2 separate regions of the Mus musculus genome follow, and region 1 is linked to region 2. Evidence: chromatin loops called from intact Hi-C (ENCODE). Cell type or tissue: gastrocnemius. All regions are shown on one strand. Links, peaks and the distances in the headings refer to the core of each region. The heading gives the core; the rest is flanking DNA.

Evidence for each region. Hi-C counts contacts between places; a loop is a spot of excess contacts. Peaks named below come from ENCODE experiments on the same cell type or tissue, not always from the same donor. Only the 100,000 strongest peaks of a DNase experiment are listed, where the experiment ranks them.
Region 1: a loop joins it to region 2, with 4 times the contacts of the local background. A loop is called at or near these places in 15 of 42 quality-filtered maps.

Annotation. Positions count from the first base shown.
Region 1 is chr2:157,276,163-157,281,464 of GRCm38, reverse strand. It overlaps Mroh8 (maestro heat-like repeat family member 8), which reads left to right and starts at 1,916. Exons shown (of 25, transcript NM_001039557.4): 1 at 1,916-2,273. The coding sequence starts at 1,990. Rpn2 (ribophorin II) reads right to left here and starts at 2,367. Exons shown (of 17, transcript NM_019642.4): 1 at 2,130-2,367. The coding sequence starts at 2,142. In gastrocnemius, for the core only: a CTCF peak has its summit at 2,288; DNase peaks (open chromatin) are centred at 1,936 and 2,453; H3K4me3 peaks cover 2,427 bases; H3K27ac peaks cover 1,416 bases.
Region 2 is chr2:157,563,582-157,568,953 of GRCm38, reverse strand. It overlaps Blcap (bladder cancer associated protein), which reads left to right and starts at 2,593. Exons shown (of 2, transcript NM_016916.3): 1 at 2,593-2,706. In gastrocnemius, for the core only: no CTCF peak of the experiment used is centred there; DNase peaks (open chromatin) are centred at 2,120, 2,368 and 2,629; H3K4me3 peaks cover 3,664 bases; H3K27ac peaks cover 3,979 bases.

The DNA of each region.
Region 1 (5,302 bases), core at 1-5,000, 290 kb after region 2:
AACCCCAAGCACTAGTTTAGTGTTAAAAATAAACATACAGCTCGGAACCGCCATTCTCAAACAGATTACATTCTAGTGGGAAAAAAAAGTTAAGAACCATGATTTATCCCATTGGAAAGCAGAGAGGCACTGGAGAGAAAATAAAGCACAGAACAGGTGTCTTGGTATCTTGGGAGGAATGTGTTCTGTATGCAGTGATCTCTCAAGGCCCAAATGAGAAACTGTAACAAGAAAACTAGATACAAAGACAGGATTGGAGCTCATATGTTAACAGGTAGCAGAAGCCAATCCAAAGGACCTGTAGGCAACTGAAAGAAGGCAACTGAAAGAAGGGACCACAGCACAGCTCTGAGTAGGGAAGCGATCTGACAAGCAATTTAACAGGATTGCTTTGCTGAAGACAATACTGGGTTATACCCGTTACACCCGCCTAAGCAGGGGTGAAGACAGGAGGAGGGGGAGGAGCTATGTAGGAGGATACTGCCATGCTCCAAATACAGAAAGAATGAGAGCCAATAAGGGAACAGAGGTGGAGGTGCTAAGGAAATAGTCAGTCTTGCCACAATTTGAAGTTAAAACCTATCAGAATTGCCAATGGCTAAGAAGATGTAGAGAAAGAGACATCGAGGCATTTGGCAAAATTCCCAATGACCAATGGGCAATCAGGGATTTGATGTAGTGAAGGACTATGATCACCGCTCCTCCAGCTAAACTGTGAATCCCCTTATAGCCTCTGTGCCAGAAGCTGAATCTTTCTACACTTAAGCACAGTAGCAACTTTTCTGGCTCGTACTTGAACACTCAATTGAATGGGTAGGCCCAAATTATACTGAGTTCTTTGTATGCACTGCACCAGTCTTTAAGCCTTCTAATATCCAAGTGAGGTGGGTATTTTCTGCATTTTACAAACCAAGAAATGGTTTGTAAACTATTTCATACCTGTCACTCCAGGACTAGGGAAACAGAGGCAAGATGGTGAGTCTGAGCTGGAGCCCCAGCTTCATAGTAAGACCCTACCTATTCTGTGTGTATTGTGGTACATGCACATAAGTGTATGCCAGTGCACAGGCATGCAGAGGCCAGAGTAAACACAGGATGACTTCCTCTGATGTTCTATGCCTTCTTGCCTTGAGGCAGGGCCTTTTCACTGATCTAGAACCATTTTTGCTAGACTAGATGGTTACCTCTTGGGATCTGCTGGTCTCTGCCCTCCAATGCTGGGGTTACGTGCACAATGCAGCCAGCCATACCCAGTGCTAAGATTTGAACTCAGATCCACAAGTTGCACTGAACCAACTCCCAGCTCCCTAGACCCTATCTAAGTAAAGAAAAGAAAAAAGGTTCTTAAGTAGGTGCCCACTCCCTTGCCCTGAGACAAATAACTGAAACTCAAACTTAAGTTTCAATGCAAGTTCTGACTTTAGCCACTTTACCAACAAATAAAATAGTGACTTGAATACACTAAGATTCCCACCTATCCACTCAGAATCTACCAAGCATTGAGTTTTGCCCGGCACTGTTAAAAGCAAGCACAGAAATATCATTTAACACAACTCTTGCGAAGCAGATACCAGATGAGAAACTAAGCTGTTGAGTCCCTGGCTTCTGTTCTCACAATCAATACGTGGCCGGTTACAAGTCTGCACCCGTAATATCACTTCATACCCTAGGCTTTCAGCTCCCAGACAGACCTGTGAGTCTCCTGTCCCTGTCAGGGAAAAGGAACCTAGAAGTCGAAGAAAGTCTAGTGACATGCTCAAAAGCTTTCATGATGCCAGGGGTGGCTCTCTGTGACAGGCGTAGGCCGCTGGTACTACTCGAATGAATGGAGGAGGCCAGGCTCGGGCTCCGCGCTGCCCGGGCTCGCGCTCGGCCTTGCGGGGACCCGTAGTCCCACGTCGCACGCCCCGCCACCAACCCTTCGGGTCCCCAGCACTTCACCAGCTCGCAGCCTCCGCCACACGCTCGACCCCGAAAGCGCCCGTGCCCATGCCCCTGCCCCGTAGGGGAGGGGAACCGCGCCTAGCCGGCGCCCGTGTGGTCCGCACTAGCCTCCCGCGGGCGACGCCCCGCTCCCCAAAGCGTGTCGGCCGCGGGGCCCCACTATTGAGCCATGCGCAACGCCTCACCCGGCGGCGCCATTCCTCCGAGCAGGTCCCACCGGAGCCCGAGCAGGCAGACTTCCGCTCCGGGAAGTGGCTCCAAGAGCGCGCCGGAGGGGACGCCAGGGACCCGCGGCACACGCCACTTGCCAGAATGGGCTCCCGGCAAAGGTCAGTCGCGGCGGTCCCGCTTGGCAGGGCCGTGCCCGGCAGCCGCAGTGTGGGGCAGTTGAGTCGCGGCGTGCGAACCTCACTCACGGGTCCTGCTTGCCAAGCCGTCCTCTCCCCCGCGCCGGGACCCACTTGGAACCGACCGCCTCTCAACCGCCCTGCTCACGCCGCCACCGGGACCCGATTGGGCCGGGCCTTGGGGCGGGCCTAAGACGGGGCCACCTCTGATTGGCCAGTGACAGTGACTGGCCGGACGCGCTGTCACTCACGGTTCTCTCCCGCAGCCCGGCCAATTTTAAAAGGGTCCGGTTGGGAGGGGAGCGTTATCGTAACATTTGATTTTATCCACTTTGGGAAATTATGGTTAATGCATTACTTAGATTATTAATAATTGGCTGGTGAGTGAGGGTTTATCCAGTTTTCAAACCTGTGAGCTATACAGGTAACGGAGAGGAGCGTTTTAAAATGTTTGATTTTTTTTTTTTGAAAATTTCATACAATATATTTTGATCATATTCATTTCCTTCCCCCAACACCTTCCATATCCTCCCCCAACTCCCTACACACCCAACTCATGCTCTATTTTTCCTCTTTCTAAAGTAAAAAACAAACTAAGCATGGAGTCCTGCCCTGGAGAGTGGTTGATATACCCAGTCACTCCACTGAAGAAAACTGATTTTCCCTCTCCCAGCAGCTATCAGTTATGAATAGTTTTGGCTACAGTTGGGTCTTTTGTGCCCACTCCCCCTTCTCTGTGTTTTGTATGGCTTGAGCTTTTGTGGGTCTTGTGCATACTGACACAATCCCTGAAAAACTGCTTATTGGAAGCCGTTTATCACCCCTGGCTCTTAAACAATCCTTCTCCTCTTCCACATAGACCCACGCCCATGAGCCCTGAGGTAAAGGGGATGCTGTAGACATCCCATTTAGGGCTGAGTGTCCCAAGATCTCTTATTCTCTGTGTGTTGACCAGTTTTGGGTCTCCGTGTTAATTGCTGTCTACTCCAGGAAGGGTTGAGGGATGCGCTGGTCTGCAAATTTAACAGACTCAAAAATGGAAGCCAGAACTAATGTGTAGCTCTGATTACCGAGCTCACAATATAGGCAGAAAGAGTACTGAGCACCCTACATATGTTATCTTATTTACTCTTTATTATTATTCTGTGAAATGTTACTTTTAATACTTTAAAAGGAAGGAAATATTTCAGCCCTTGCGTTCTGATGACAGCCTAGATGTGTGCTAATTAACTATTGTGAACATGTAGAATTTTGCAATACAGCAATGCTGCTTCTCTTCAGTATCACTCCAGATATGTAGCGGGGAGTCGGACCACTCCTCCATACAGCAGTCACTAGCTCTCTGCAGTAATTTCTCTTTGAACTTAGTCCAATTAAGTAAAATTTAAGCTTCAGCTCCTCAGCTATACTATGCTTCTGATCAGCCAATGCTGTGCTCAGGGTAGCTGGTGGATCTTGCACTGAGTAATTTGAAATTACAGGACAGATATTTTCATTATCCCAGAAAGTTATATTGGGTAGTGCTGAACTAGGATATATTTAAAGAACTCTACCAGTTCAGTAATAAGACAAGCCAGTGGTGTGCTAGAGAGGGAGCCAGCTGTTAAGTTTTTTGGAATTTTTGCAAATAGCTATTTAGGACATTAAATTATATAGTCATAAAGTGAAAGAAAATGTGCTGGAAATTAAAGTCTTCATTTCCTGATCTCACGACATGTTAGCATTGTCGCAGCATTTGTCTTGTCATTGCCTATATGTATGTAATACCTCATTGTTGGAGATTGGTTCTAATGCTTTGATTCAGTCTGCCTGTCCAAACGCTAAAGGTCCTTGTCCACAGTTGGTTTTTGATCCATCAATAAAGATGCCAGCAGCCAATGGCTGGGGAACAGGAGTCGGGTGGGACCCTTAGAGTTGCTATGGCTAGGACACAGGGGCACAGAAGATTGCCAGGATGTGGTGGGAGACGGAAGAGGAGAGCTTCAGAAGAGAGGGCCGACTGGCCATGTGAGAATTTGGGTGGGTAGCCGCTGGCCAGTTTCCCGATTGGGCCTTGGGTAGCAGAGGAAGGTTTAGGAGTGCCCAACCTTTGAGGTAGCCAAGGCATTTTAAAAAGAAGCTAATGTGTGTGTGTGTGTGTGTGTGTGTGTGTGTGTGTGTGTGTGTGTCTCATTTGTGAATCCAAAGATAGCAAAGATAGCAGGTGCACTGGTGTAATCTGCAGGGAGCCAAAGCCACATAGCCAAAATCCACCGCTATACCTCACTGCTGGAAAGTGATATGTAACCACAGTCTTTTCTCCCCTTGCCCTTGTTGCCAGATAATAACTCCGAGACTTAATTATTTATGAATATGTCTAGGCCATAAGCGTGGGCTTGTTTCCTGACTAGCTCATAACTTATATAACCCATTTATTCTATTCTATTCTACCTCTCCTCACTTTCATAGTCTGTCTCCTTAGAGTCTGGATGTCTAACTTCCTATGTCTGACTAACTCCCAGAGAACCTAGCTCTCAACCAGAACTCCCACTTCTGATTTCCTGTCTTTTTTGAATAGGCCATCAGCTTTTTATTGATGCTTCCACACAGTACACAAGATTCCCTCTACCGCGATAAAATAGAATATCTACCACTACACAGTTTGTTTCCAAAGGTAACATTTGTAGCTTGATTTCTGGCCATGATTTTGGAATATTTACACTATAAAATTGGCATATATGGCAAAGCAAGCTTGGTTTATTGTTTCATTATTATCGAAACCTAATGAAGGAAAAAAGGTGAATAGAAGTTAACTTTTACAATGTGTCCCAGCTGGTTTGATGGTTCAGCCTGTGATACCCAGCACTTAGGAAACCTGGCAGGCGGACATGATATTCAGAGTTACCCTCAGCCATAGCATGGATTTGCTACCAACCATGGCTGCCATAAACAAAGTGCTACGTCTGCAGGGTTTGCACTGTGAGTAGTTTGACCATGGCTTCATTGTTGCAGTTGTGTCTTTCCTACTGGTG
Region 2 (5,372 bases), core at 271-5,270:
CTCCCTCGAGCTCTCTCTTTCCCTCCGTCCCTTTCTCCTTCCCTTCTGTCTCCCACTCCCCATGGGGACTTTTCCGGCCTCGTTCCTTAGGGCCAGTGAATTCACCAGAGAGCAGCTTCCCAATAAACCTGCCTTCAAAATATTCTAATCTGGCTTGAATTGGCTCATTTCACTGGCGGCAGAGAAATAACCTATCAAAATCCTGTAAGTGCGATAACAGCTCTTCTGTTTTCAGGCAGTAATTTGAGTTGCCCCCATTCAGTGCTCAGACCGCTATTCATTTAACAAGAGCTCCCTGGCCCTCTGTTTTCTTCTGTTGTTAGATGACAGAAAACCAGGTACAGGTAAAGGACTCATAAGCAATTAAACATGAGGGTCACAGCCCAACCCGCTGTGGTCTCAACCCATCCCCGCTCAGGTGTGACACCTGGAACTGGGATCATCTTGTGCCCATGAACTGAAGGATAACAGAGTGTTGGAAGAAACCCAGGTCCTCTGAGACACCAAGCCATTCCATGTATCCGCCACTCATTTCCTTTTTTTTTTTTTTTTTGTTTTTGTTTTTTGTTGTTGTTTGTTGTTGTTTTTTGAGACAGGGTTTCTCTGTGTAGCTCTGGCTGTTCTGGAACACACTTTGTAGACTAGGCTGGCCTCAAACTCAGAAATCTGCCTGCCTCTGCCTCCTGAGTGCTGAGATTAAAGGTGTGCACCACCACGCCCGGCCACTCATTTCCTTTTTTTTTTTTTTTTTAAGATTTATTTTTTATTATTATATCTAAGTACACTGTAGCTGTCTTCAGATGCACCAGAAGAGGGCATCAGATCTCATTACAGATGGTTGTGAGCCACCATGTGGTTGCTGGGATTTGAACTCAGAACCTTCGGAAGAGCAGTCGGTGCTTTTAACCACTGAGCCATCTCGCCAGCCCCTCCTTTTTAAGGCAGTAATTTACTGTTAAGAAAGAAAGAAAGAAAGAAAGAAAGAAAGAAAGAAAGAAAGAAAGAAAGAAAGAGAGAGAGAGGCAACATGAAGAACAGGCTACAGAGCCATCTCATTCCCGAATCCAAGGTGTCCAAAGTCTCCCACGTGAGTCAGCACCAGCCAGCTCCACTCCACGGAACCCCTGCTTCATGGACCAGCCTGTGGCAGTAGGGACAAGAGAGTCTGCTGCACCCCGCTTCTGCAGTTCCTTTCCCAGCTCCTCCCTAGATCACCATTGGCCTCCTTCCTTCCTGCCTTGGATCCCCTTGGCTTCTAGACACTACCAAGACCCGTGTGCTGAGGGAGGCCCACCAGCCCTTATACAGGTCCACTCTCTCCATCCACGGTGTGCCCAGGCATTTCCGCTACTGAGTTCTCTGTCCCACTTCTGATTGTCCCCTAGCAGCCTGTCTTCGGGCCTTTCCACCCTGGCCAAGGGCTCTTCACCTCTTCTTCATCCCTACAGCCACAGCTTAGGAGTCAATGCCTGTGCCTCAGTATGTGCTTCCCGCACCCAGTTTGATATGATCTCTTCTAGCTCCCTTAGTCACTACCTGTCTGAGTCACCATGACTTTGTGTCTGGAAAGATGTTCTGGTTGCTTAACTGGCTTCCTGTCCCAAACCTCACTTTCATGTTTTCTAACCCTGAAAGTCAATGGCCTCGGAGAGACCCAGATTTCTTTTCATTGCCTCGAAGAACATAGCTTCCCATGTCTCTCAAGACAAAAATTCAAATTCATGACCAAGGTACCTGTCATATTCCTTGTTCACCTTCCACCCTTAGGGTTGTCACCTCCATGTCTGGAACAAGACCCCTCACTCACACAATGCACAAACTCAATATGCCTAAGACGGCCCCAACCCTCGCCCACTCCAGACACCAGGATTCCACTCATTTCTCCTCTCTTTACTTTGCCTCCTAGTGCCTTCCACGATGCCTAATTACAAATCATGTACTGGTGCGACTACAAGTGGTTACTGGGTGGTAGTCTCTCCACTATCCCCCGACACTCACTCTCACCCTGGTGACTGAGAAAATTGGGGTCAGGAGTAGAATTGTACCTCCTTAGCCTCTAGCACTGCGCTTGCGCACAGTATGAGGTCAGGAACGTGGCTAATAAGCTAGTAAGTGACCACACTGACTCATCTAGACATTAACAAGCCTGGGGCAAGCCATTTCCTCACCAAGGAGGAAGCACGTCCTCAGCCCGTGGTTGAAGGGCCAGATCTGAGCCACGAGAAGTTTTCCCAAAGTACACAAATCACAAGGTGCTAAGGATTCTGCGGAGTTACGCTCATCAGCGTAACTACACCTCGCTCGCCCGCGGAGCTCTCAAAGAGTAAGAATCACAATCTGCTGCATATGCATGAAGGGGACCATGGGCCGGAGGTTCGGGGCTGCCTAAGATACGCCTGACCAAATATTCCACGGGTTTGAAGACCTTAGCGCCCCATAATTTTATTCAAGTCTACTAAAAACTCAGAAAGGACATTTCGTGGCGGATACTGAGGGGAGAGTGTCTGAGAGTAGCCTCGCTTTGAGCCAGTTTGTCAGGCGTTCTCAGAAGACAGCTCGGTTCTGGACCGGGGGTCCTTGGACCGCTCCACTAGAAGACGAAGGGGGCGTCTCCCCAGCTCCTGCGGCGTTGGTGGCGAGCTAAGGTGGAGGCAAGCAGCGGCGGCGACGGCGACAGTGGCGGCAGTGCCATGGTGGGGCTCGCAGGTATCGTGGCGTCGCCCGCCTGGGCAGGGTGAGAGCGCTCGGTGCGGCCGCGCCGCCATGTTAGCCCTCCGGGGTCACCTTAGGCGTCGCTTGGCCTCTCGCCGGGGCTTTCCGCGCGGCCGGGGTCGGGCGCACCCTTGTCTGGCGTCAGATGACCTCCCCTTTTCGTCCCAACCTGGGCCTTGGGGGTGGTCCCTTCCCGTCCCTTGGGTGGGTTCCGGGGTTCCTTAGCTGTCACTCTGGCCTCCAAGGTCAGCGCGCTCCCGGGACGGGGCTGGGAGGGGCGGGCGCGACCACCACCTCCTCTGTTCCGGACCTTGGCGAGGGGCTCAGCTTCTGGGAGGCTGGACACTCTTTCCTCGCCACTTCAGTTTCTCTCCCCCCCCCCTTTTTTTTTCTTTTTCTTCCCCCACCCTTATCCGAAGGAGTGTGGGGAGAAAGTAGAAGTGGGCCCCGAACGCTCTCTTTTGTGTCCGGAGTGATAGGGTGACCATCTGCTACGGGTCCCGTGTGCTTCTCACTTCCACCAACTTTTCGTCGAGTCTGGACACCGGTTCCCTCTCCAGTTTGTGGGGAGTGGCACTCAAGGGCAGCAGAAGGAACGGAGTGCCTGGCTGGAAAGGAAGAATGGGGGATGGGGACAGTCGATTTTTTTTTTTTTTTCCTTTCTCTGCCAAACCACCTTTAGGTTTCTTCTAAGTCTCTTGTCTCTTTTTACTTGGGAAACTGGGGCCCGTTCTAGTTTATAGGTTATTTCTGTTTATAGGTTCGGATCTTCTTTGTCCCTTTCAGGGAACTGATATATTGGGGACAGCTCTGCCCTGTCTGACATGGTCCAGCCATCCTGTCAGCCATCTGAACTGCAACACCAAAGCCAGGACCCAAAAAAAGTTCCATTTTATGTGCCCCTGGCAAGCATTAGATTGAGCTGGCTTGTTTCTTTTAAGTCAAGATTCATTAATGGCCAGAGTTCCTGTTTAAAGATTGGATTTCTGGAACCTTGGTCAGTTTCCAGGAACCAGATCAATTCTCGATCTGAAAATGGTCATCTTAAAGTTGTTGACAGAACACTTTAACTTCTTACCTGTTATTTCTAGGGGGATGAGAGTTAGGCTGCCCTTTTTACTTGTTCTCTTTGAAATACACGCATTCCATTCAAGCTTGTGACTGTGTGATTTACCAAGAGCCCTGTATTGCCTTCCTCTCTGTCTTCTGGCTCTGCCCTGGGAATGTTCAGGAATCTGTATCCTGGTGTGGTATGAGCCCTGTGGAGGGAGGGGGACAGGATTATTTCCAGAGAAGATTGTGGCAAACATTGTCTCTCAGGCATATGGAAGAAGTCAGTGGTCACCTGAAAAAAGAGACTTTGGTAAATTAGTCTTATGTTTGTGTATACACATTTAAATCTCCTGGGGAAGATTAGCTGCCAGCTCAGAGGCTCGCCCTTTGGGATGTTGGCTCCTGAAGCGATCCAAGTTTGAAAGTAGATATCTAGTAAGGAGTCAGCAGCGAGCCTGCTTCCTTCAAAACCTCTGTGTAATTAAGCTGTCTTTGGCCAGCCCCAGAGTCAAAGCCAAAAATCTTAATTCCTGTCCTGTCCCTCAGATACATTTCAGTCACAATTCAGTTACTTTACAGATAGACTTAAAAGTCTCCTAGAACCCACATCTCTAAAAGTTTTGGTACTTAGTAACCTCCACCCTACTGAGCTTGAGCTGGTCAGGCCTTCTCTGGCATTAGTGCCTGGAATCTCGTGTGTTGCTAGATTCCCATAAAGCTGTTCCACTTCACCTTCTCCACCTTTGCTCCTCTTTGGAGGTAGCAACCTCTTTAAGAAAAAGGGATATTTAGTTCTGTGTACTAAGGACTTTGCAATAAAGACACATCCCATTGCTTTATGTGAGAATAAAATGTTTTAATGCATAGCTTGTGGAAGCATTGTATAAACAAGGTGGTTTTGTATCAGGCTTGCAGGTTTGACACAAAGAAAGGGCACGAACACATTCCTGCCTCCTCTGGAGGGTTTAGTTTGCTGTCAGGACAAAAGGGTGTGGAGTGGGAGAAGAAAGTGGGTAGTAGACATTCACATTCTCAGGGTCACCAGGGCGCCTTGAAGACTCCACCTACACTCATCACTGCTGGATAATAGATGGAAGAAAAAGGTTTTACCAAGATCATCTGGAAAGCCCTGGAGTTACCAGTAGTAGCCTCCTGGCTTAGGGATGGGCACAGGATATGCTATGACCAGAGTAGCCAGACTCCTTTCTCCCTGGTTTGGCTTTTGTGTACTCAGCTGGCATCTAATTTGGGCTGACGTTAGAACATGGAACAATAGAGTGACATCAGGCCCCCCACTCCAGATCTCCAAGGGGAGAGTCAACCTTCCTTTGGAACCTGTGTTGTATATGTACTCAAGGTTCAATGAGTTTAGTATGGCAAACCACAGAAGTTTCTAACCATAAAGGAGGTAGCCACTGACTGCAGATGAGTAACTACGGGGCAGGCACAGGACCTGACCTGACTTCAGGCCTTAGCAGCAGCTGTATCTACCCTGCTAAGGAAGACCGCGCCTTGGAATGGGTTTCACATCCAAGTCCTGTGGAATCCCGCCTCTCTGATGTGTATGGGGCTCATCTGGACCTTAGTAGGGAACTAAAAGCAACCTG